5 separate regions of the Homo sapiens genome follow, and all the other regions are linked to region 2. Evidence: chromatin loops called from intact Hi-C (ENCODE). Cell type or tissue: gastrocnemius medialis. All regions are shown on one strand. Region 1 overlaps ABCA1 (ATP binding cassette subfamily A member 1). Region 2 has its middle 72 kb from the start of CT70. Region 3 overlaps LOC105376197 (a long non-coding RNA gene). Region 4 overlaps LOC105376197 (a long non-coding RNA gene). Region 5 has its middle 23 kb from the start of CT70.

Region 1 (5,000 bases), 190 kb before region 2:
CACCCGCCATCACGCCCAGCTATTATTCCTTTTTGTATTTTTAGTAGAGTTGGGGTTTCATCATGTTGGCCAGGCTGGTCTTGAACTCCTGACCTCAGGTGATCCACTCGCCTTGGCCTCCCAAAGTGCTAGGATTAGAGGCATGAGCCACCGCGCCCGGCGTTTTGTGACTCTTTTGTGCCCAACATCCTATGTTTTCCACTAGTACCACACAGATCAAGCTGCAGTCACCCATGTAAATATCCTGCTCCCAGAAGAATAGAAATTCCTTGAGGGCCAGGGTTTTTAATTCCAAAGCCAGCAGTGCCTGGCACAGAGGAGGCACTCAGTAAATTGGATGAATGAATGAATAGATGGATGGATGAACTAATGAATGAATGAATACAAATGAGTGAATAAATTAATGACCTGATGTGATTTGGGGAATTGCCGATTGCAGAGAAGAAAATTCACCTTGCAGTGAGTTAGGGAAAAGATGAAGCAGGACATGAACTTGAAACAAACCAAGTAAAGAGGACACAAGAGTTCTGCTAAACCCACTCAGCCACGTCAGCCCAGATCAAGAGGAGAGTCAGGTGAGTGGCAGCTAGAAGCAGAGTGGGGAACAGGAGAGAGGAAGGCTGAGTTGATTAAATGATAAAATGGAGATGACAATGGCATCCACCTCATTGGACTGAGCTAGGTGTTAAATGAGCAAATGTACCTGCAGACCTAGTATAATGCCGGGCACTGAGTAAGGTGCCCGGTAAAGGATGGCTAATATCATCATCATTTTCAGGAATGACTGATCTGAACAGATTCATGGCTAATTTAACCTTAAAGCATATTCAGAATAGACAAGACACAGAAGTGGCTTTGGCGGCTAAGTTGAGATGTTGAATTTGTGATCTAAGGTATGCACATGTGTGTATGTGTGTGCATATGTATGTGTGTATTATAATACATATTAGCCTGGCTGAGTTCCTAAGACAGAATTATTGAGTTCTTTCTGCTGATACTATCTATAAGGTAAAGGAAAGGTTGAAGCTGACTGATTTGTCTACTCATAACTTTATGAAAGAATAAATAAATCTAGTATTTTACAGGGAATCACCAGGAATGATCATATCCACCAGTCACTGCAAGGATGGATATAGGTGGAAGATGACCTGGACGAAAGACCAATCATTCCACACAAGACAGGGAATACTTCCTGAACAGGAGAGTCATTTAGCCACTTAACTTTGGCCAATGAGTTAATGCGGACCTGGATTTTATAATCAGTAAAATGTGTGGGTTGGAGAAGATGATCTCTGAGGTCTTCTTACCTGACACTGAAAGGAACACAGGGCAAAACAAAATCAGCACTGGATACAGCATCACAGGGTCTGAATTCAAGAGTCAGCTCTGCCATTTCCTGACTGTGTAATCATGAAGCTATACTTTCCCCCCTATTTAAATCTCCCTAAGCCTCAGTTTCCTTGGATATAAAATGGGGCTAATACAGCACTTTGGGAGGCCAAGACGGGTGGATCAACTGAGGTCGGAAGTTCGAGACCAGCCTGACCAACATGAAGAAACCCCGTCTCTACTAAAAATACAAAATTAGCCGGGTGTGGTGGCGCATGCCTGTAATCCCAGCTACTCAGGAAGCTGAGGCAGGAGAATTGCTTGGAGGCAGAGGTTGCAGTGAGCCGAGATCACGCCATTGCAATCCAGCCTGGGCAACAAGAGCGACACTCTGTCTCAAAAAACAAACAAACAAAAAAAACGGGGCTAATAACATTCACAGGTTGTTGTGCAAACCAAAGATCAAGAACGTGAACGTGCTGTTTCAGGGGAAAAAGCTGACTTGCTCCAAGTGTTCGCTCGGGTAACTGGAAGGTATGACCTCTGTCACAGGATGCGGAGCTGGGCTACTGCTGCCAGCAGAAGAGAAAGTCACTATCCAGCAGAAGGTCAAGAGGGCTCTCCCACCACAGTCTCTTCAATACAGACCAAAATACTTGACCTGCTGAGCTCAGCCTCCTTGGTTTTGCCTGGAGGAGCAAACAGTGACCTACCAATTAGCCAAGAGCTTCTGTAAAGTGGGGCAAAGGAAAGGAAAAAGAACAAAAAACAGGTGACATGTGTGTTTGTGGGCTGGAAGAAACGAAGCAGAACCCTCAGCTTCTTGCCACACATCCAGGCCTCTGGGACCAAGCCGGGGAACCAGCTGGGACCTCTGGGACCCAGGTCCAGGCCTCTGGGACCAAGCTGAGGAACACATTTGCACGTGCAGGCGGAGGGGTATGACGCGGGGTGGGGGCGAGGTCCTGCTTTCCAGGCCATTCAGTGTTCCTTCAGTTCTCTGAGCATAGAGGACAAGGAAGGTGGGAGGAGGGAGGAGAGGGAAGAGAGGGGTGAAGGAGCTTGGGGGAGGCTGGGAAAGAAGGAGGAAAGGAGAGGAGGGAGAGCAGCTCAGGAAGGCGGAGGAGGAAAGCCCTTTGCTGAGCTGAGCTGAGCCAGACGGGGTTACTCTCGGTCAGTGCCCTCCAGTCCCCAGCTCAGGTTTCAAGATCTGTCTTCTCTTTTGCTCAACATGAAAAGGAACCAGAGCAATCAGCTGCTTTAGAAGTGGGTGGAGGAGGCAAATGAAAAAAAAGGAGAAGTAGGGAAAATCACATCAGCATCCCAGGCCCAGATGGTCTTCTTCAATGGACCCCTGGGGTGGGGGTGGGGTGGGGCCTCCCAGCCTGCTAGGAGCTGTCAACTGAGCAGGGCCTGGGAGCGGGAGACAAATTCTAACTCGTGGTTTTAATCAGCCTGAGCTTGTCCAGCCTTACAAATAAGACCTTGAAATACTTCTCTGTTATACAAGGGCTGGTAACAAATACACTCCAGTGTCTTTATGGTATTTTTTTGGTGTTTTGTTTTCCTGATGCTCTGCTGTCTTCTTGAAGAATAGACGATGCCTGCTTCACCAATAGCTGAGCACTCTCTGGGAAGACCTGGTTGTTGGGTGCTGAGGAGAAGGGGTGAGGCGGGGTGATGCAGCTGCTCCTTCAGGTGACTCCTTAGAGCAGGGGAGAGTAGGCCAGGGGTGTGTGGTACACACAGCCTAAGGACACCCATGCTGTTCATCCCGGCCTGGGCTTTCCAACCCAGGAGACACTTCCTTCTCTACAGAGAAGGCTCACCGAGGGATACCAAGACATACCTGAAAAAACTCAGTTCCAGAATTTTCCAGTTATGTGGCCTTGGGAAAGTCAGTTAGGCTCTCTGAGCCTCCATTTTTCTGTAAATGGAGGTCTAGCTTCCTATACGTGTGGGTTAAGTTATCACTAATGACACTAAGTGTGTTAAGTACTCTGAATGCTGACTCACACATACTCCTTGAGAAAATACAAGCTGAAAATTAAACATGTTCAAAATAAATGTGGATAAAGTCATAGATGACAAGCTGTGAAGAATTCCCAAGAGAAACCAGGATATTTAGGCTTATGCTCCCTGAACCTTCCAAGGCATTAGGAAGCCAGAGTCTTCTCTTTCAACCAATGGGAATACCATAACTTTAGGAACCACACATTCCTTCTAGTATTTTACAAATAATATAAACTTGTATTAGTTCAACAAACTTCTGAATGGCTACAGTACCCAAAATACTAGTGTTGTGGTTCAAAGGGATAATATTTTTCTCAGTGCTCCTTGAAGGCAGGAGCTAGCCTATAACAAAAGAGGCGCTGTGTAACAAAATCCCTGCCCTTGCATTCTAAGAGGAGATGGCCAGAGGGTCGGGTGAGCAGAGCGGTGAGCCTCCAACCCTCTCTGCCACTCCAGAATCAGTCAGCACTGGAATCAGGGGTGGAACGAGACATTACTCATCTTCCCCCAGATTACTTTGCTAGTAAGGCAATAGCACACCTGCTATGATTTGAACGTGTCCCCCCTCAAAGTTCATACATTGAAACTTCATCACCAATGTGACAGTATTAAGAGGCAGGGCCTTTAAGGGGTGATTAAGTTATGTGAGCAGTGCCCTCACCAATAGCATTAGGGCCCCTCACAGATACCATGAGTTTCATGTGCGTCTGTGTGAAGAGACCACCAAACAGGCTTTGTGTGAGCAATAAAGCTGTTTTTTTCACCTGGCTGCAGGTGGGCTGAGTCCGAAAAGAGAGTCAGCAAAGGGAGATAGGGGTGGGGCCGTTTTATAGGATTTGGGAAGGTAATGGAAAATTACAGTCAAAGGGGGTTGTTCTCTGGTGGGCAGGGGCAGGGGGTCACAAGGTGCTCAGTGGGGGAGCTTCTGAGCCAGGAGAAGGAAATTCACAGGGTTAATCACTCAGTTAAGGTGGGGCAGGAACAAATCACAATGGTGGAACGTCATCAGTTAAGGCGAGGCAGGGCCTTTTCACTTCTTTTGTGATTCTTCAGTTACTTCAGGCCATCTGGGCGTATATGTGCAAGTCACAGGGGATGCGATGGCTTGGCTTGGGCTTAGAGGCCTGACAATGAGGACCCCTATAAAAGGGCTTGAGGGAGAGGCTTCAGTCCCTTCTGCCAGTTGAGGAAATGGCGTTTGTCCCCTCCTAAGGATGCAGCAACAAGGCACCATCTTAGAAGCAGAGAGCAGCCCTCACCAGACACCAAACCTGCCAACACCTTGATTTTGGATTTCCCAGCCTCCAGAACTGTGAGAAGTAAATTTCTATTGTGTATAAATTACTCAGTCTCGAGAATTTTCTTCTAGCAGCAGAAACAGAATAAGACAATACCCATGTCTTACTGAGAAGAGGGAAGGTGGGAGAAGTTACTGGAAGTCCCTAGAATGAGGGTTGAAGACCCTGAATGGTAACAATTCCCCCAAAGAGCCAGTGCAGCCCCAGAGGGAAAGGATGTCCTGGTCACACTGGCCAGGGCGTGGAAGGGCACAGTCAGCCTGGCTTTGAAGCTCAGAAGGAAATGGAAGATAACACTAAGACATAACATTGACCCAAATGAATTTTGGACCTGAACAGAATGAGAAGAAGAAACAAAGA
Region 2 (5,000 bases):
GAGTGCAAGACAAGCCGGACCAACATGGTGAAACCACATCTCTACTAAATACAAAAAATTAGTCAGGTGTGATGGCACATGCCTGTAATCCCAGCTACTTGGGAGGATGAGGCAGGAGAATCGCTTGAACCCCGGGGGCGGAGATCGTGCCACTGCACTCCAGCCTTGGCGATAAGAGCAAAACTGCATCTAAAAAAAAATAATAACAGGGCAGCCCACAAGTAGAGTGCATCAGCTAAGGGACTGTCACTGCATTTAGAAAGCAATGCATAGATGGTAAAGGATTTTGAAGCATAATACAAGCAGATTTGCACTTTTTTCCTTTCTTTTCTTTTTTCTTTTTTTTTTTTTTTGGTAGTGGGGATGGAGTCTCACTCTGTTGCCCAGGCAGGGGTGCAGTGGCACAATCTTGGCTCACAGCAGCCTCCACCTCCCAGATTCAAGCAATTCTCCTGCCTCAGCCTCCTGGGTGACTGGGATTACAGGGGTGCACCACTACTGTCCACTGATTTTGTATTTTTATTATAGAGAGGGTTTCACCACGTTGGCCAGACTGGTCTCGAACTCCTGACCTCAAGTGACCCATCCGCCTCAGCCTCCCAAAGTGCTGAGATTACAGGTGTGAGCCATCATGTCCAGCCTACACTTTTTTCTTTCTAAAAATCACTGCAAGAATTCCCTTGAGGTTGCAGGAGGGGAGAGATCCCGGAGGCAGAGTGCGGTGGACTGGGGAAGGGGGTTGCAGCTCTAGAGTGCAGGCTGGAGATGTAGAGGAGGGGAAAAATTAGGGAGCTATATCAGAGGTAGACTGGAAACCACCTAGTGATTCATTGGAAGGGGTGCGGTGGTGAGCCAAGAGGATACCGGATCATGGTGAGGATTCAAGGGTCAAGATTGCAGCAGGTTTCACTGGTAGATGGTGTGGCCTTCTGCTGGGAGGTGGGGCATTTGGACACAGCTGATGAATTGATTCCCTCTAGTCCTCCCCTGATGGGCTCCTAACCTTCAGGGTATTTGCTTCTCGCTATCCTTGTCAGCTGCAGTGGGGGACCACAACTCCTTGAGTTCTGCCCAGCTGCAGCTGGACAATTTTTGAACACTTCTGCTCCTGGCTGATGCCTGGTGGCTTGCGGCCTCCCACAGAGAGAACAGATTGAAGCAGCTGGCACTGCAGCCAGAGATGGATGCAGTTGAGCAGAGAGAAGAGGACACAGAAGGCACCGTGAGGAACTCAGAGCTGCTCAATGGTTATGTGACCCTAGGCAATTCAGTTACCTTCTCTGAGTCTTAGATTCTCTATCTACACTTTAATGATGGGGGAGAATACTTACTTCAGACACGTGTTTTAAAGATTTCACATAAAGCGGCGGGGTGCGGCAGCTCACGCCTGTAATCCCAGCACTTTTGGAGGCTGAGGGGGGTGGATCACGAGGTCAAGAGATGGAGACCATCCTGGCCAACATGGTGAAACCCCGTCTCTACTAAAAATACAAAAATTAGCTGGGCGTGGTGGCGCACCCCTGTAGTCCCAGCTACTCGGGAGGCTAAAGCAGGAGAATCGCTTGAACCCGGGAGGCGGAGGTTGCAGTGAGCTGAGATCGTGCCACTGCACTCCAGCCTGGCGACAGAGTGAGACTCCATCTCAAAAAAAAAAAGGCCGGGCACGGTGGCTCACGCCTGTAATCCCAGCACTTTGGGAGGCCAAGACGGGCGGATCAGGAGGTCAGGAGATCGAGACCACCCTGGCTAACATGGTGAAACCCCATCTCTACTAAAAATACAAAAAATTAGCCGGGCGTGGTGGCGGGCGCCTGTAGTCCCAGCTACTTGGGAGGCTGAGGCAGGAGAATGGGGTGAACCTGGGAGGCGGAGCTTGCAGTGATCCGAGATCGCTCCACTGCACTCCAGCCTGGGCGACAGAGCGAGACTCCATCTCAAAAAAAAAAAAAAAAAAAAAGATTTCCCATAAAGCATGTGGAAGTGATTCCTGAACTGTAAAATTCTTTAAGGGAAGTGAAAGGAACAAATATTTTTGGCTAGATGAACTGAGATTCTCCATCTTACCCCCAGCTCCTCTCAGGGAAGACCTGGGGATCATAGAGCTGATATATAGAAAAGTTTAGTCCATCTTGATGGACTCAGAGTACCTTCGAAGTGAAAATAGGATCTGAGAATAGGAGCATGTACTATTAGCACAATAATGTCAAGGTTAATATTTCACAACATGGAGAGGCAAAGTCATTTTAATTGGAGGAATTTCATGTTACACTGGACTGTGTGATCCTCGTAAGAAAATAATTCTTGTACAGACATTTGCCTAAGACTAATCAGGAAAAAAGAGAGCTTAGTCATTACTGCCAGACAGAAACCAAACTGAAGTCTGGTTTTTACCTTCCCCCATTCCCTTCATAAACAAAGAGGCCCAGGGGAAGAATCGCATGAGATGAACACCTCATTCAGACAGTGCGTGATGAGGTGAGGAGTCAAGGCCACATCTATGTGTGTATGGAGCCCAAGCCCTTCCTGCCACACCAGCAGGCGAGAGCCCCCGCATCTCAGCCCTTTCAGCCTCAGCTGCCTCTGGTTCCCTTCCCCCACCAAACTTCCTCCCTCCTCCAGACACACACAAGCTGCCACCATCACCATCACCATCACCACACACAGCACCCAAGTGCCAACCCGATAGCTGAATTGGCCTTCCCTCCAGAAACGTGACAATACTGAACACCTTCCCAGGCCCTGCCCGATGCTGGCTCAGGAGAGGGGAGATCCTACCCCTGCTGGAGGATCTCCCAGTGAAGTGAGGAGAGAGCCCTAGAGGCATGTAACACTGACCCCTCCCCAAAGACCCAGTAGCCCTACCTACTCCATTTTGGAAAGTACGTAACTGGGAAGAAGGAATGCACCCAGGAATTTCTAGGATGTCATGCCTGAGGAGCCCTGTGGGAGAGGGGTTATGCCAGAAGCATAGTGGGGAAGGGAGCAAAAAGAGGCTCCCTTTTTCCCTGATTAGCGCCACTCCATTAGGAGCCTCGAGCTGCTCTTCCCCCTGCCTGGCTGACTGCTGTCTTGGGTGTGTCTGGGAATCAGCCACTGGAGACAGTGAGTGTGGTTGGGGGAAGGCCGGAGAGTGACTGCTGGTAACCCCAGCTGCACATGATGGTGGCCAGCTGCCAGCTGGCTCCTCCCAAAGCCTCCCAGCTGGCAACGGCTTTGAAGTCAGACAAGCCACGGCTCCTAGGCTGTCCCGAGGGGATGTAAGTCCAGGACCTACACACAAAGCACCTATCCAATGACAAGCTAAGTCCAGGCAGGTCCTCCTAAAGGCCCCTGGCTCTCAGACCAGCTGATGCAACTAGATTAGAAAAAACAGAACATGCAAAGCTTACTCACTGCCGGCTGAAACAGTCGGAAGGACAGTTCACAAAGCCATTTCCCATCCATTATATCATTTCATCTGCCCAAAAACCCAGAGGAGAGTCCTGCCGACCCCAGCCATGGGCACGCTGCTCAGCCTCTCTGTGCCTTAGTTACTGTCCTTGTGAAATGGGCAACAATAAGAACACCTCTTCTGCTTTCTAGCTGTTTGTCAATTTCTAGTCACGTGTCTTGGGCAATGCATTTAACTTAATTGTGCTTCAATTTTCTCACATGTCAATGAGGTTAAAAATAGAACCAACCTCATGGGATAGCTGGGAAAATTAAATAAGTTAATACACCTAGAGCACTCAAAACAATGGCTGGATGCATACAAAGTGCTCCATAAATGCTAGCAACTATTATTATTTCTGTGGTTATTATTAATCAGGGGATTGTTAGGAGGATCAACAAAACATTAACAGCTGCCATATAGTGCACATTGACCGTGTTTCTGGCACTGGGTTCAGTCTTTTATGGGAATTACCTTGTACATAATGTTTAGTACACGCTGACTGCAGCACCTAATTCATAGAGAGCCCTTAACAAACAGTAGCCACTATCCTTATCTCCCTCATTCCACAGAGGGGCAAACAACTCAGAGGCTTAATGATTTACCCAAGTCCACAAAGCTAATAAGTAAGGAGAACTTAGACTTGAATCCAGGTCTTCTGAGAAACAGGCTTCCATGATCCTTCAATTCTCACCTTCTTCTTGTCCCACCTTCCCCAGCCTGGCACTCAGCATTTGCTCCACAGCTAAAGCTGGCTTCCCTTCATGAGACACATCTGCTGCTCAGTCGCAAGGTGCCCAGCCTTCTCCGCACAGGTGTTAAGAGCTCCTGCAGGCCGGGCATGGTGGCTTATGCTTTAATCCCAGCACTTTGGGAGGAGATGGACGGATCACCTGAGGTCAGAAGTTCGAGACCAGCCTGGCCAACATGGCGAAACCTGTTCTCTACTAAAAATACAAATAATAGCTGGGCATGGTGGCAGGCACCTGTAATCCCAGCTACTCGGGAGACTGAGGCAGGAGAATTGCTTGAACCCGGGAGGCGGAGGTTGCAGTGAGCCGAGATCGCGCCATTGCACTCCAGCCTGGGCGACAGCGTGAGACACCATCTTAAAAAAAAAAAAAAAAAGGAGCTCCTGCAATGGGAAGGACCACACTTGCCTCCAAATGGCGTTTCTCCTTTAGGAGCCAGGAACCAGGCTCCAGCAGGCACAGAGGGGTGCAAGGCAATGAGACAGGGTCATAGATGTTCCCAGGGAGCAGACCCAACCCCAGTTCCAGCTCTGCCTTCTTTAGGAATAACACGGAATCACAGATGCTCCTGGGGCTCATGACTGGCTCCAACTCCAGTTCTGCCCTTCTATCTAAATGTCCCTCTGCTGCAATTCTGTGGTGGAGCCTTCCCAGAAAACAACTCCAAATCCTCCCTTAGTTGAGCAAAGTGAGTCCACAACCAGCAGCAGCCAGCTGAGGGGTGAAAGATGTTTCCCTGCACGTTACATATCAAAGGCAATGTTTTGCTTAAGACATGACTGCTGGACTGTGGGCAAGTTACTTCCCGTCTCTGGGCC
Region 3 (5,000 bases), 52 kb after region 2:
GCAGGAGAATCCCTTGAACCTGGGAGACGGAGTTTGCAGTGAGCCCAGGCAACAAGAGCGAAACTCTGTCTCAAAAAAAAAAAAAAAGTATAAAAATTAGCTTGGCATGGTGTAATCCTAGCTACTTGGGGGGCTGAGAATTGCTTGAGCCTGGGAGGTGGAGGTTGCAGTGAGCCGAAATCAGGCCAGTGCACTCCAGCCTGCGTGACAGCGAGACAATGTCTCAAAAAAAAAAAAAAAAAAGGTAATAATAGAGTTTTAATATTGGAGACAGAATAAATCAATAAAAATAATCCCAACCATTAATCTTTAGTTTAGCCTATTAGTTTCAAACTTTCTTCCACACCAAACCTCTTAAAGAGCACATAAGATGAAATCAAATGAAGTTTTAGCTTGGGCATAAACAAGGCACTGTGGGCATCTCACAGCCATGCAGATCAGACAGAGAGGATGAAACAAAACCTGACCCTGCATCTACACAGCTGAATCTTGGGCAGGAGGAATAAGCCCAGCTACAAAAGCAAATATCAGACTGGTAGCCTGATGGGTGAGACACAATGGCCAAAGGACACAGGAAGCCCAGGCGTGATTGAAGCAACTCTCTAATCAAATGGGTGGAGCAAATGGAGAGGAATCCAAGCATCTTGTCTGCCCTCCCCAGTCAGGCACACAGGCCAGCAGACAGGCAGGTAGGAGGTTATTTGTAGACACATTGTCCATGGGTAGTAATGGATAAGATCCAGGTTCTGTCCCAGGGAAAAGGGCTGGCAAGTGCCACATAGTATGCCAGGGCCCATTCCCAGGCTGAGTTCAGGAGCAGTGTGCAGTCCTAAAAGGGGACCGTGCCTCTGGGCGGGAGAGCTAGGGATCAGGTAGAAGCTGGATCTCTGGGTTGGGCCAACAATAGCCAGAGAGAGGACAGATATCACTCGGGGAAACATGACTGTCAGAGGATGTTACTGGACTAACAACCTCCAAGTTTCAGTGGATGACTGCGCACCAAGTCCCACCAGAGGCACTGAGGTGGTTAATCTACTTCCTGCCTGAATTTGTTCAGACTCAGAAGCTGGGGTGGGAGGGTGGCAGCTGAAAGTGAGATGCATCAGTGGACCCAAAGGGAAGCAGCTGGGCAACATAAAGGCATGGAAACTGAGGCAGGAAGTCAATAGGGTTGACTTATTCTGCTTTACTGTGCACCGTGCATGCCCACTCTCTGGTGGAGGTGCTCATGGGAAAGAAATGACTACAGTTAAATTTCCTACTTAGAGGTCTAATGGAGTGACATTAAGAAACAGCCCTTCATTCCACTAACATTTATTGAGTACCTCCTATGTTCATAGCATAGTCTCTGGCTTCAAGGGTCCTACAGTAGAACAAGCACGATGGGAGATTCACAGAAATAACTCTGTGAGAAGTCCCATCCAAGTGCTGTGGAGCACAGAGGGAAAAAGAGGAACATCTAGAAGAAAAGAAAAGTCTCCTAAACTTCTTGAGAAGGGACCATGGCTATTTTTGCCTGGATAGCCCAATTCTAATTATCACTCTATCCGAGAGTTTAATTGCCTCTGGGTGATGCCAGCTGCCTTGAACTACAGGTCTGAAGGCACAGCTGTTGCTACTTGATCTACGTCTCCCTTAACTAAGTCTCAGGTTTGTAATCTTATCACACAGGGAACCTAGGGTTCCATATGACAGGACTGAAAATCCCTAGCTCTGTCACTTACTAAATAGTCATGTCTGCCTTTTCTAACCTTCCTGAACTTCAGTTTTACTCCTTATAAAATGAGAATAAAGACAACCCAAACTTCAAAGGGCTGTTTCAAGGATTAAGTGGAAGTCATGTATATGCACGGGTTTTGTAAACTTTAAAGAGCTAGAAAAACATTTATTTTAATGGTGTCTCAACTTGAGTCTGCACTGGGCTGCAGCCATGCCTGGGTGTGTTTGATGACCTGGTCTGTGGGGCTTCTGGGTGTCACTCCGTGTGAGGATGAGGAAGTGGTTTGGCTCACATGCCAGAAAAAGACGCAAAGACGGCTGGGCAGCATGTGGGAAGCTTCAGATATCTATGCCTAACCTGGCTCTGTGGACGGAAGTCAGAACTCAGCAAAGAGGCTGGGCGTGGTGGCTCATGCCCGTAATCCCAGCACTTTGGGAGGCCAAGGGGGGTGGATCATCTGAGGTCAAGAGTTTGATACTAGCTTGGCCAACATGGCGAAACCCCGTCTCTACTAAAAATACAAAAAAAAAAAAAAATTAGCTGGGCATGGTGGCACTCGCCTGTAATCCCAGCTACTTGGGAGGCTGAGGCAGGAGAATCACTTGAACCTGAGAAGTGGAGTTTGCAGTGAGCCAAGATCGCGCCATTGCACTCCAGCCTGGGTGACAGAGTGAGACTCTGTCTCAAAAAAACACATAAAAAAATAATAACTCAGCAGAGAGAGGGGCTCCTCACTGTTTTCAAAGGGCGATGTTACCACTGCCGCTTTCAGGCCTGCTGACAAACTAAAATGCAGAAAGGGAGGTGGAGGTGAAGGCACATGCTGTCTTCCCAGCACAGGGAGAATTCCAGAGCATTTGTCACCATTTAATCACCTGAAGAGTTTCCTCACCAGGGGAACACATTCTCCATGCAGATACAGCATATAAGGCATTTGCTGCACCTTCCCCTGGAGTTGTCAGGTGACCTGGAGACATTGCCAATGTGGGGGAGAGAGGAAGTGTAACAGGAGTACTTGTGAGTGGCTGCAAAATGCTCCTGGGGACAAAGTCTCAGGGGCAAGGGTCAGCAATGACAGGCCATTGCCCCTAATATGACCCCAACAGTGACACTCACAGGTGGGTGAGGCCTGGAGAAACTCGGCCACATGACTCTTCTGTCAGGATGAGTGTTAGATGCCATGTGTGTTCCCACGCCAGTAGCTGCTATTTCCAGTTGCTTCAATTGCTTCATTTGTTCAGGGAACCTGAGAAGGAAGATGTGTTACCCAGCAAGGCTAGAAGCCGCTTCTCTTAACAAAGACCACCCAGAAGTGAGCCGAGGTATTGGAAAGTACCCAGTGTGTGCTTTTCAACAAATGCTGCTTAAAGCTGCTGCAGTGTCCAGTAAACCATTGCTCTTGGTTCTCATCTCAGAGTTTTCCAATGCTGAGGGAATGCAGACAGAAGAATGTGTAAGATTATGACACAGGAGCTGCATGGTGAGGTGTAAAGGAGGAGAGAGGAGCAACAAATTGTGCCCCAACAAGAAAACGTGAAATGTCCGGTTTGTTTTTTTATTTTTTATTTTTTGAGACAGAGTCTTGCTCTGTCTGCCCGGGGTTGGAGTGCAGTGGTGCAATCTCGGTTAACTGCAGCCTCCACCTCCCGGGTTCAAGTGATTCTCCTGCATCAGCCTCCTAAGTAGCTGTGATTACAGGCACGCGCCACCACACCCAGCTGATTTTGTATTTTTAATAGAGATGGGATTTCACCCTGTTGACCAGGCTGGCCTAGAACTCCTGACCTCAAGTGATCCGCCCACCTTGGCCTCTCAAAGTGCTGGGATTATAGGCATGAGCCATCGCTCCTGGCCAAAATGTCCCTTTTAAGTGGAGTTGGAGTTGGGGGACAGTGCAGGGAGCTGTGGGCAAAGGTGAGTCAAAGAGAACAAAATGCCCCCCCTAAAGATATGGCAGGAAGTCTGGCCAAGGGTGGGGACATTGGTTTATTTTCTCTTTCTCTGCAGCCCACCACCATTAAGGCTAGAATTCTGGATCAAGCATCTTTAGAGGAGCCTCAAATGTGCCTGCATTCACTCAACAAGGAGAGAGTAAATAATTCATCCAAGGTCTGCCAAGAGAGCTCTCTGGCACCATAATGCTTTCTGAGGTGGAAGGTTAGCTCTTGCCAGACAGGGAGGAGCCCAGCCAACAACAGGGGTCTCCTTAGCAGTTTGGAATCTCTGTACAAATGCCAGCTCACAGCCACTCTGACTTGTCCAGCAGTGCCCTGGGCCCCTGCAGTATGCCTCGGACTAGCTTCATCCAGCAAACTGCTGCCTCTGACAGTCTGATGTCCATTTTCCCAGCCTGTACTGAGTGTCAATCATGGGCCTGAGTGAAAGAGACATGACCCCTGACTGCCTTGGAAGAGCCGGCTTAGGACAGGATAGGGTGGGAGGGCAGTGGATCCACGGGTCCCAAAACGGGTGGTGAGTAGCCAACTGGTGAGCAGACAGGTGAGGGTTTGGGGAGAGAGGGGCATTTCCTAGATGTAGAGCTATTTAAGCAGAGTTTTAAATAGTTAAGTTGGAGCTCACCAGGCAGGAAAAGAAATTAAAAGGAACAGCTAGAGTTTTGTTAGAGCTTACTATGTGCAGGCATTGTGTAAAGGGCATTTCAGAGAGAGCGAACAGCTGGTGTGAATTCTTAAAAATCTGAAAGTGCATGCTATATGGATAGGCTAATTCTTGTAAAAAACTTATTTTTATAGATTTAGGGGGTGCAAGTGCAGCTTTGTTACATGAATATATTACATAATGGTGAAGACTGGACTTTTAGTGTAACCATCACCCAAATAGTGTACATTACACCCATTAGGTAATTTCTCATCTCTCACCACCCTCCCACATTTCTGAGTTTCCAATGTTAATTATTTCACTCTCTATGTCCATGTCTGTATATATATACATAATTTACATAATTTAGCTCCCACTCATAAGTGGGAACATGCGTATTTGACTTTCTGAGTTATTTCACTTAAGATAATGGCATCCAGTTCCATCCATGCTGCTATAAAAGAAAATTTCATTCTTTTTTATGACTGAGTAGTATTCCATGGTATAGATTATATACACACACACACACCCCCCACACACACACCCACCCACACACACATCTCACATTTCCTTTAATCAGAATAGGCACATTCTACGCATTTGCCTATACACAGGTGAATTACGTGTAGATAATGTTTAGTGTACCGTGGGAGTTGTAAAAGATAAAGCTACAAAGGAAAGT
Region 4 (5,000 bases), 89 kb after region 2:
TGGATGCTGCAGGAAAGACTGCATTTCACATACACACTGCATCTGGTTAAGACAAGAATAATAGAGAAACCAACAAGGAAAAATGCAAACCCAGACATCTAACAATAATGCTTTTGCAAAGGTGCTTTCCTATACCATCCCATTTATTCCTCTCAACAACTCCATATTGTAATAATCTTCATTTTATATTATAGTTGAGTCAAATGATGTTCAGTTTAGTTAATTGGCTCAAGACTGCATAGCAACTAAGCAATGGTACCAGGACTTACATCCAGAGCTAGTGACTTTTCTTTTTTTAGACCGAGTCTTGCTGTCACCCAGGCTGGAGTGCAGTGGCGTGATCTCAGCTCTCTATAACCTCTGCCTCCCAGGTTCAAGTGATCCTCCTGCCTCAGCCTCCCGAGTAGCTGGAATTACAGGCTTGCACCACTAAGCCCAGCTAATTTCTGTATTTTTAGTAGAGACAGGGTTTCACCATGTTAGCCAGGCTGGTCTCAAACCCCTGACCTCAAGTGATCCGCCCACCTCGGGCTCCCAAAGTGCTGGGATTACAGGCATGAGCCACTGTGCCCGGCCACTAGTGACTTTAAATGCAATACTCTTTCCAAGACTACACCAAGATATAGCACAACCTCCATTTTCTCTCCACCTTCTGTGGCCAGACAGGTAGCCACAAGAGAATAGAAACCTCCTCAGCTGTCCAAATGCATTTCCCAAGAAGTAAAAGACATTTAAGGATTAACTTCTTAGAGAGAGTATTTCCTTGATGAGCATGGCTTTCAGCCAACAAATAGAATAAACAAAACTACCTCTAATACACCTCAGAAATGCAAGAACTCATTTGTGTGTGGCCTTGAAAATTTTAAAGAGGAAAACTCCAGACAGGCAACTAGTAAGCATTTTTAACTCCAGCTGTGACAGGAAGTGAAATTTTAAATGGCAAAATAGAGGGAAAAGCTATTAAATAAGGGCCTCCACAGAACACGGTAGCATTCAGCCCAGGGGTTTCCCACCTCAACAAAAGTCACTATGACAACACTGGGAAATCAAGAGCATTCATGTGCAGTGATGGTGAACACATCTACAGACCTGGAGCAGAGTGACACCTCCAGCATTGGTATGGGTTATATAATTAGCAATGAAGAAGAGACAGCTTCCTTGGACAAAAAAATATGTTTGTGATACTGTGACAACAAAGTTAAATGGATTCCTTTGCTCTAGGACTTCCCAAGAGGGGAATAGTTTATACACTGATTTAAGAAATGGTGAGTTCCAGCAATAAAATGATCATTTGTAACAGTTGCAGAGAGAAACTGATCATTCTGGACAACTAGTTCAGGTGTAACAAATAGATGTTCTGTTTGCCTTCATTTCTCCTGCCTGCCCCCATGGAAGGCATGACTAATCACTGCATTTTTTGCCACTGACTCCAGATATAACCGTATACTCTTTAAAACAGCACTTCAAGAAGCCACTACTGGTTAATCATAAATGCATTAACAACTTTGAAACAAAAAAGGGCTGGCATAAAGCTGCTTAGGATAAAGAAACAGACTAGATGATTCCTAGGGTGCAACAGATGGAGAGTCTAGGCCAAAAAGATCTGCTAGCTAACTCTCAGAGGAGGAGTTAAGGGGTAGGGGCCAGATCGCATTTATCATTGTATCCTCGACACCTAGCACAGTGGTTAACACCTAAATCACATGGTAATGATGCGTTGTCATAGTCCATATTTACTATATATATCTATTCACTATTAGGAAAACTGTATATAATTATTCCCTATCATGCATTCTTTTTCTTTTTCTTTTTAATTTTTTTTCTTTGAGACCAAGTCTTGCCCTGCCATATAGGTTGGAGTGCAGTGGCGCAATCTTGGCACACTGCAAACTCCACCTCCCAGGTTCAAGTGATTCTCCTGCCTCCGCTTCCCAAGTAGCTGGGATTACAGGCACCTGCCACCACGCCGCGCTAATTTTTGTATTTTTAGTAGAGATGGAGTTCCACCATGTTGGCCAGGCTGGTCTCAAACTCCTGACCTCAAGTGATCTGCCCACCTCAGCCTCCCAAAGTGCTGGGATTACAGGCATGAGCCACCAGGCCCAGCCATTCTATTTCTTTTTCAGGTATTTTTTTTCTACTATCTTTGTAAGGACCTTAATGAAGAACCTCATTCAGTATTGTTTAAATAAGTACCAGGAACCACAGAGAGTGTATTATCAGCAGACCTTGGTTTGAATCTTGACTTTATATTTATTTGCTCTACAGTCTTGAGAAAATTACTCGACCTCTACAAGCACCAGTATCTTCATTTGTAAAAGGAGGATAATACCATCTACCTTGTAGGATTGTGCTATGGTCTGAATGTTTGTGTCCTCCTAAAACTGATGTTGAAACAATTCCTAATGTAGTAATAGTAAGAGGTGAGGCCTTTGGGAGGTGATTAAGTTATGAGGGTGGAGCTCTGGTGAATGGATTGTGCCCTTATTTTGAAAAGCCAGAGAGCTTGTTTGCCCTTTCTGCCATGTGAGAACACATAGCAGGTGGCTATCTATGAGAAACAGACCCTCACCAGTGAATCTGCTGATGCCTAGTTACTGGACTTCTCAGCTGCCAGATCTGTGAGCAATAAGTTTCTATTGTTTATAAATTACCCAGTCTAAGGTATTTTGTTATAGCAGCCCAAACAGACTAAGACAGGTTATTATAAAGATTAGGGATTTATTACGCAAAGCACCTGATACAGTTCCTGGTTTTTTTTCTATTTACTCCTCTCGTTTCCAGAAAGATTTAAAGTGGCCTAAAAAGTTACCTACAATTAAGTAAATAAATTTAAAATAAACATGTAAACATTTTACAGCAAAAGGGAAACAAAAATATTTAAAAACACAGTAAACAGGCCGGGCACAGTGGCTCACACCTGTAATTCCAGCACTTTGAGAGGCCAAGGCGGGCGGATCACGAGGTCAGGAGATCAAGACCATCCTGGCTAACATGGTGAAACCCTGTCTCTACTAAAAAATACAAAAAAATAGCTGGGCGTAGTGGCGGGCGCCTGTAGTCCCAGCTACTCAGGAGGCTGAGACAGGAGAATGGCATGAACCCGGGAGGCGGAGCTTGCAGTGAGCCAAGATCGCACCACTGCACTCCAGCCTAGGTGACAGAGTGAGACTCCGTCTCAAAAAAAAAAAAAAAAAAATACAGTAAACAAGGAGTGAGTTACAGCATCTCATACATGGTAGACATACAATTAAATGTTAGTTGTTGGTAGTAATAGTTTGTATTAATAACATTAGTTGTCACTGTTGATGTCATCATCTCTGCTGAGAGGATTCCATTTATCTTTCAAATTCAATTCATCTTTCAAATCCCCTTCTGGGGTCCAGCCCTATTAGATAGCAAATATGATGTAAAAACCTCAAAAATTAAAACTGTGGTATAGGTATATGACCAGATAGACCAATAGAACAGAATAGAATGTCCATAAGAGATTTCAGTTTATGATAAAGTTGCATCATATATATGCATAAAGTACAGGATAAAGTTTAGTCTATAATAAAGTTGCAAGATTTTGAAGACCTCACATACAGAAATAGACATTAAGGCACAAAGAAGTTAAATAACTTGCCAAGTTCATGCAGCTAGTAAATTACAGAACTGGGATTTGAATGTAGGCATTCTAATCCAGAGTCCATTGTATTAACCACTAAATGATAAAATGTTTTTTAAAAAAGCAAACTACCCATCAGTAAGTATAATATGCTACATTTGGGGAGGAAGAAAGAAACTTATTTATGTTTGCTCATGTATGCACACAGAAATTCTGGAATGACACACAAGAAACTAATAGCAGTAGTTACCTTTGGAGAATGTGGAGATGGACAAAAGGGTAATGGGGATATATATATGTGTGTGTATATATGCATATATATATATGTGTATGTGTGTGTGCATATGTATATACATATGTGTATGTATATATATGTTTATAATTTTTATGTTATACATTTGAACTATATGAATGTATAATCAGATTCAAAATTAAAATAAATACAAAAAGAAAATGCTTGTTCTGAGCAAGCCTTTTCTGACTCCCCCAAGCAGAGTAAGCTCACCCTTTTTTGGGGGTGGGGGTACACAGTATGACTCTGTCACCCAGGCTGGAGTGCAATGGTATGATCTCGGCTGACTGCAACCTCCGCCTCTTGGGTTCAAGTGATTCTTGTGCCTCAGCCTCCCAAGCAGCTGGGATTACAGGCACACACCACCATGGCCAGCGAATTTTTTCTATTTTTTGATAGAGATGGGATTTCGCCCTGTTGGCCAGACTGCTCTTGAACTCCTGGCCTCAAGTGATCCACCTACCTCGGCCTTCCAAAGTGCTGGGATTACAGGTGTGAGCCACCATGCCTGGCCTACCTTTTACTCCTCTCTTTGTTTCCAAATGGATTTACAGTGGCTTAAAAAGTTACCTACAATTAAGTAAATAAATTTAAAACAAACATGTAAAAATTTTACAGCAAAAGGAAACAAAAATATTTAAAAATACAGTAAACAAGGAGTGAGTTACAGCATCTCATACACAGTAGCCGTACAATTAAATGTTAGTTGTTGGTAGTAATACTTTGCACTAATAACATTAGTCATCACTGTTGATGTCATCATGTTTTCTGGCACATTTTATGTTTCACTGTCTTTATTTATGTTCCCTCTCTTGTTCACCTAGATCCTCCAGCCAGTCTGCAAGCTCTTCCAGGCAGGATTCTGCTTCTTTCATTCTTTTATCCCCAGCACAGAGTGCAGTCCCTGACACGTAGCAAGCATCCAGTACATGGGGAAGTGGAAGTGGGAAAAGAGAAGCAGCAGGACCAACCAGCCAAGTTTTGTGGTATTAGCACTCTGGAAAAGGAAACTGACTAGGACCTTCATGTAATAGTGGGAGCTTGGAGAGGAAGTGAGGAGGGAGGAAAATACAGCAACCCTTGCAGAAAAGGTGTACC
Region 5 (5,000 bases), 95 kb before region 2:
TCACACCTATAATCCCAGCACTTTGGGAGGCCGAGGCGGGGAGATCACTTGAGGCCAGGAGTTCCAGACCAGTTTGGCCAAAATAGAGAAACTTCAACAATTAGTCTGGCATGGTGGCCCATGCCTGTAATCCCAGCTATTTGGAAGGCTGAGGCATGAGAGAATCACTTGAATCTGGGAGGCAGAGTTTGCAGTGAGCTAAGATCCCACCAATGCACTCTAGCCTGGGCAACAGAGTGAGACTCCATCTCAAAAAAAAAAAAAAAGAAGAACATTTGAGAATCACGCCTATAATCCTAGCACTTTGGGAGGCTGAGGCCAGTGGATCACAAGGTCAGGAGTTTGAGACGAGCCTGGCCAACATGGTGAAAGCCCGTCTCTACTAAAGATACAAAAAATCACACAGGTGTGGTGGCGTGCATCTGTAATCTCAGATACTCAGGAGGCTGAGGCAGGAGAATCACTTGAACCCAGGAGGTGGAGCCGAGATCGCGCCATTGCACTCCAGCCTGAGCAACAGGGCGAGACTGTATCTCAAAAAAAAAAAAAAAAAAAGGAAAAATCTAAATATTACTAAATATCGCAAGTATTGCTTCCTCCCTTTTAATGTTTCACAGTGTATGGGGGGTTTGTTCAGAACACAATAGCTGCTCTAGTGATCAAAATCACTATACATCAACTATTATTTCAATTTTTCAGTATGCCTATTGCTGGGCTGCCCCACACAAAGAACAAATAAAAAATTATGTATCTTGTTAACTTTTGCCAAGTTGGCCAATTTCATGTTATCCATAAATGCCACACTAAAGAGAGTGAACACACACATGGTCATAAAACAGCAGGCTGAAGCTAACTCCAAAAACAAAGAAAAAATCCAACGCTAAACCATTCTGCATTTAAGTTCCCAAATGACTCCCATGGAGGCCCTTAAATTGTATTTGTTTGGAAAAAACAAACAAACAAAAACAAAAGGAGTTCATCGTTAGCATGTGGAGGATGTTCATTAGCGGCTGTAAGAAATCACGGTCTAAACTACACCGTTCAAGAAACCCACTACAGTCGTGCAGACCAATAGCACTATTCTAGAAGGTAGCTATCCCTCGTGCCCTCTAAGAACCATCGTTTTGCATCGTTAGCAAGAAGCAAAGAGTAGATCTTAAACCTCTTTAAACTTCTCTGCGTCCTATTCAAAAATTAGGATACCACTTAACTCTGCACTTTAAAAAAGGATTTCAAGTGTGCTGCATTTTAAAGACACTTCATTACAAAAGTTAGAAAATTAAAGTATAAAACTTATCAAAACAAGTTTTTACGTTTTCAGGATGATTCACTGCAGAATTTCTTTAAACAGACTCCCCTCTTTTTTGTGTGTTGAGTCTTTAGGGAAAATAAGTGATAGTAAACATCAACCACAGACACCTGCAAACTAGGAAAAAAAATAGGGTTGCTTGGACATGGTAGGGAAAATAATTTATTTTCACAGAAATTTAGCCGGGCGCGGTGGCTCACGCCTGTAATCCCTGCACTTTGGGAGCTCAAGGTGGGTGGATCACCTGAGGTCAGGAGTTCAAGACCAGCCTTGCTGACATGGTGAAACCCAGTCTCTACTAAAAATACAAAAATTAGCTGGGTGGTAGTGGCACGCGCCTGTAATACCAGCTACTTGGGAGGCTGAAGCAGGAGACTCTCTTGAGCCTGGGAGGCAGAGGTTGCGGTGAGCCGAGATCGCGCCACTGCACTCCAGCCTGGGCAACAGGGTGAGACTACGTCTCAAAAAAAAAAAAAAAAAAAAAAAAAAAGAAGAAGAAATTTAACATACAGGCGATTTTTCAGGTTCTCATTTGCTAAACCAACAATGCAGAATTTGTGAAGTAGGGGCAACAAGTTGCTGAACCTGAGAGACGCCTCTAAATGCGCTCAGAGGTTATTTCAACTGTGCTGTTTGCTAGTTCAGGTACAACAGGCAAGACAGAAAGATGCCACCGCTCTCTCCACCCTCCCAGCGCCGGATCACAGAGCGCAGACCATGCACCCAGCCTTCCACACACGTCGCGATCTCGCCGCTTTAAGCTGCTGGGTACCCTCGGCCCGCCCACAAGAAGGCGGGGCGGCGCGGGGTCTGCTGGGAGTTGTAGTTTCGGGCCGGGCCCGAGAGCTTCTTGACTCGTTTCCTTCTACCCCCACCGCCGCACAGCTGCCTATGGACTCTGGAGTTGCTGTGTATTGAGCATGGGGCACAGCCGGGGGTAAAAGGGGAGAAGGCTCCTTTAATCTGCGGATCGGGGCGCCGTTGATGAGTGTTAGAGGTGTTGGAACGCAGAGTAAGCGGCGCGCATGCGCGGCTGCCGGAGGTGGGGGCCGCTCCTCCCGTGCCACTCAGGGGCTGGCTGCTGCCTTAGGGCTGACTGGGCTCATAGGTAGGGCCTGCGGTGCAAGTTTGTGATAACACTGCCTGTAGGCTGCGGTTGTTAAGGCAGAGATTTGAAGGGGGTCGGTTGGGGGTGCTGGGTAGTGTCAGTAATCAAGGGTTTTAATCGCTACTCCATCCTGGCTTTCGGGAACCTCCCACCTCCTACCCTTTCCCAGTTTGCAGAATTGCAGCTTTCCCCATCCCCCACCCCGATCGCTTCGTGGGAAGCCTTTCCATACTGTGTTGTGAAATCCGTTAGACCTCAGCCAAGGCCTTTTAGCCCGCCCGGAATTCAAGCTGCCCCCTCCTTGCCAAATCCAGATCATGCGAGACAACAAAAGGCTTGAGGCACAAGCCCTACAAGGCAGTGCCCCTGCCAGTTCTCCTAAACTTATTGTTTACCCTGCCCTCTTCTTCCCCTGCAAATTCAGACAGCCAGGCGATAGATTAGATAAATAGATTCCATGTCCTTACATTTGCAACAGGCTTTCATAGATTCCTTTGCTCTGGAAGGTGGCATCATTATACAAAAGGACAAGTGAGAACACACGAATGTAATCAGTGGCAGAACCCTGGGACTGAACCCTACAGGAGTTCTAAGTCTATTGTTTCTCCTACCACTTCACAAATGTGTCAGAAAGAGCTGAATGAGGTGACCAGCTGCACCTGACGCTAGCTGGCTTTCGGAATGCTCAGGCCCTGGGCCCTTGGCTCACCACAACCACTCTTAAATTGACTAACAATTGCCCCTTAGTGAGTGACCTCTCCAGCAAGCCCGGAGGATTTTGCCCAGGGTAATGTTTCACATTGAGCACATACTTTGTGCTGGGCCCTGGAAAGGATGTACATCAGATCTTAAGTTAAAAGTTTCCTTTCCCCCAGGGAGACCAGGCTGTCCTATCAAGTATTCTGTATTTCCCAAAGGATAGTATTAGCCACACTTTGTTATATGATTGCTTGTTTGCCTGTTTTCTTTTCTTTTCTTTCTTTATTTCTTTGAGACAGGGTCTCCCTCTGTCACCCAGGTTGAAGTGCAGTGGTGCGATCATAGCTCACTGCAAGTTCAGACTCCTGGGCTCAAGCGATCCTTCTCCCACCTCAGCCTCTGGAGTAGCTGGAAGTACAGGCGTGCACCACCATGCCCAGCTAATTAAAAAAAAAAAATTTAGAGGAGGTCTCACAATGTTACTCAGGCTGATTTCAAACTTCTGGGCTCAAGTGATCCTCCTGCTTCAACGTCCCAAAGTTCTGGAATTACAGACACGAGCCACCCTACCTGGCCTGCCTGCCTTGCTTGAGAAGCTGCAGCACTATTTTGTTCACCATTGTATTAGCAGTGCTAACATATAGTGGCCTTTTCATACATGTCAAATAGACATATAAATGATGAATGCATGAGTCCAGTGTCTGACCTTCATGTCTGTGCCCAGAGTCTGTTGGGAGAGGTGGAGATGAAAATAGAGGTAGGCTGGGCACAGTGGCTCACACTTGTAATCCCAGCACTTTGGGAGGCCGAGGCGGGCAGATCATGAGGTCAAGAGATGGAGACCATCCTGGCCAACATGGTGAAACCCTGTCTCTACTAAAAATACAAAATTAGCTGGGCATGGTGGCACATGCCTGTAGTCCCAGCTACTCGGCAGGCTGAGGCAGGAGAATCGCTTGAACTTGGGAGGTGGAGGTTGCAGTGAGCCGAGATCGCTCCACTACAACCTGGTGACAGAGTGAGACTCCGTACCCCCCGCCACCAAAAAAAAAAAAAAAAGAAGAAGAAAATAGAGGTACATGTTTATACAAAGTTTGGAACAGGAAGGCAGATGCACATAACTGCCTGGCGTGGTTCCAAAAACCTGAATGGAGAAGGCAGTATCTGCTAATGGGGGCTCTCTGCTAAGCTTTGGAATTGTCCATTATTGTATTAGCATATAAGAAGTTATCACACCAAAGGCTCCCCATGAGCCTTGCCTGGGAAAGGGACTGATTATTTAAGAGCCAACCAGCACAGGTACGGAGATGCTACCCTCTTCTAGGTGGTCATCTGGAGAAGCTGTGCTTTCCAGGGACTCTGGATTTCTTCAAATATCCTTGGAATGCTCCTTGTGGAAATGGCTTTTGAATCTACAGCACATTCTTTTGGACCTCCTCAGCACAGGAACATCTCGTTCCTTTAGGGATTTGATAGTTGGGAAGAGCCAGAAGTCACTTGGCTGGAGGTCTAGAGTATGAGGAAGATGATCATGCTGCATAATAGCTGCTGTTGAAATTTGAAGGAAGGAGTTAGTATGCTGACATAGGGCAAGAGTTCTCATCCTGGAGTGTGTGGAAGTTTTTAAGTATATGTGTATTTTTGTCTATTTATTTTTGAGACAGGGTCTCACTCTGTCACCCAGGTTGGAGTGCAGTGGTATTATCTTGGCTCACTGCAACCTCTGCCTCCCAGGCTCAAGGGATCAATCCTCCCAGCTCAGCCTCCCAAGTAGCTGGGACCACAGGTGTGTACCACCATGTCTGGCTAAATTTTTGTATTTTTGGTAGAGACTGGTTTCACCATGTTGCCCAGGCTGGTCTTGAGCTCCTGAGCTCAAGTGAT

Evidence for each region. Peaks named below come from ENCODE experiments on the same cell type or tissue, not always from the same donor. Only the 100,000 strongest peaks of a DNase experiment are listed, where the experiment ranks them.
Region 1: a loop joins it to region 2, with 6 times the contacts of the local background. A loop is called at or near these places in 20 of 110 quality-filtered maps.
Region 3: a loop joins it to region 2, with 8 times the contacts of the local background. A loop is called at or near these places in 7 of 110 quality-filtered maps.
Region 4: it touches region 2 in a loop (2.3-fold over the local background); 25 of 110 quality-filtered maps call a loop at or near these places.
Region 5: it touches region 2 in a loop (4-fold over the local background); 7 of 110 quality-filtered maps call a loop at or near these places.

What each region holds. Positions count from the first base shown.
Region 1 is chr9:104,866,626-104,871,625 of GRCh38, forward strand. The region is part of intron 5 of ABCA1 (ATP binding cassette subfamily A member 1); the gene reads right to left. Among named protein-coding and RNA genes, the nearest start is that of ABCA1, 59 kb to the right of the region's middle. RefSeq lists an enhancer at 2,558-2,647. In gastrocnemius medialis, no CTCF peak of the experiment used is centred here; DNase peaks (open chromatin) are centred at 1,878, 2,496 and 2,982; H3K4me3 peaks cover 357 bases; H3K27ac peaks cover 4,610 bases.
Region 2 is chr9:105,061,525-105,066,524 of GRCh38, forward strand. No RefSeq gene overlaps it. Among named protein-coding and RNA genes, the nearest start is that of CT70, 72 kb to the left of the region's middle. In gastrocnemius medialis, a CTCF peak has its summit at 3,095; DNase peaks (open chromatin) are centred at 2,597, 3,187 and 4,947; H3K4me3 peaks cover 968 bases; H3K27ac peaks cover 2,444 bases.
Region 3 is chr9:105,113,493-105,118,492 of GRCh38, forward strand. The region is part of intron 1 of LOC105376197 (a long non-coding RNA gene); the gene reads left to right. Among named protein-coding and RNA genes, the nearest start is that of CT70, 120 kb to the left of the region's middle. In gastrocnemius medialis, no CTCF peak of the experiment used is centred here; DNase peaks (open chromatin) are centred at 2,039 and 2,869; H3K27ac peaks cover 3,062 bases.
Region 4 is chr9:105,150,158-105,155,157 of GRCh38, forward strand. It overlaps LOC105376197 (a long non-coding RNA gene), which reads left to right. Exons shown (of 4, transcript XR_930205.3): 4 at 4,727-4,784. Among named protein-coding and RNA genes, the nearest start is that of SLC44A1, 92 kb to the right of the region's middle. RefSeq lists an enhancer at 1,030-1,139. In gastrocnemius medialis, no CTCF peak of the experiment used is centred here; no DNase peak of the experiment used is centred here.
Region 5 is chr9:104,966,217-104,971,216 of GRCh38, forward strand. No RefSeq gene overlaps it. Among named protein-coding and RNA genes, the nearest start is that of CT70, 23 kb to the right of the region's middle. RefSeq lists enhancers at 1,944-1,993, 2,074-2,123. In gastrocnemius medialis, no CTCF peak of the experiment used is centred here; DNase peaks (open chromatin) are centred at 2,275, 2,355, 2,665 and 4,585; H3K4me3 peaks cover 1,352 bases; H3K27ac peaks cover 3,174 bases.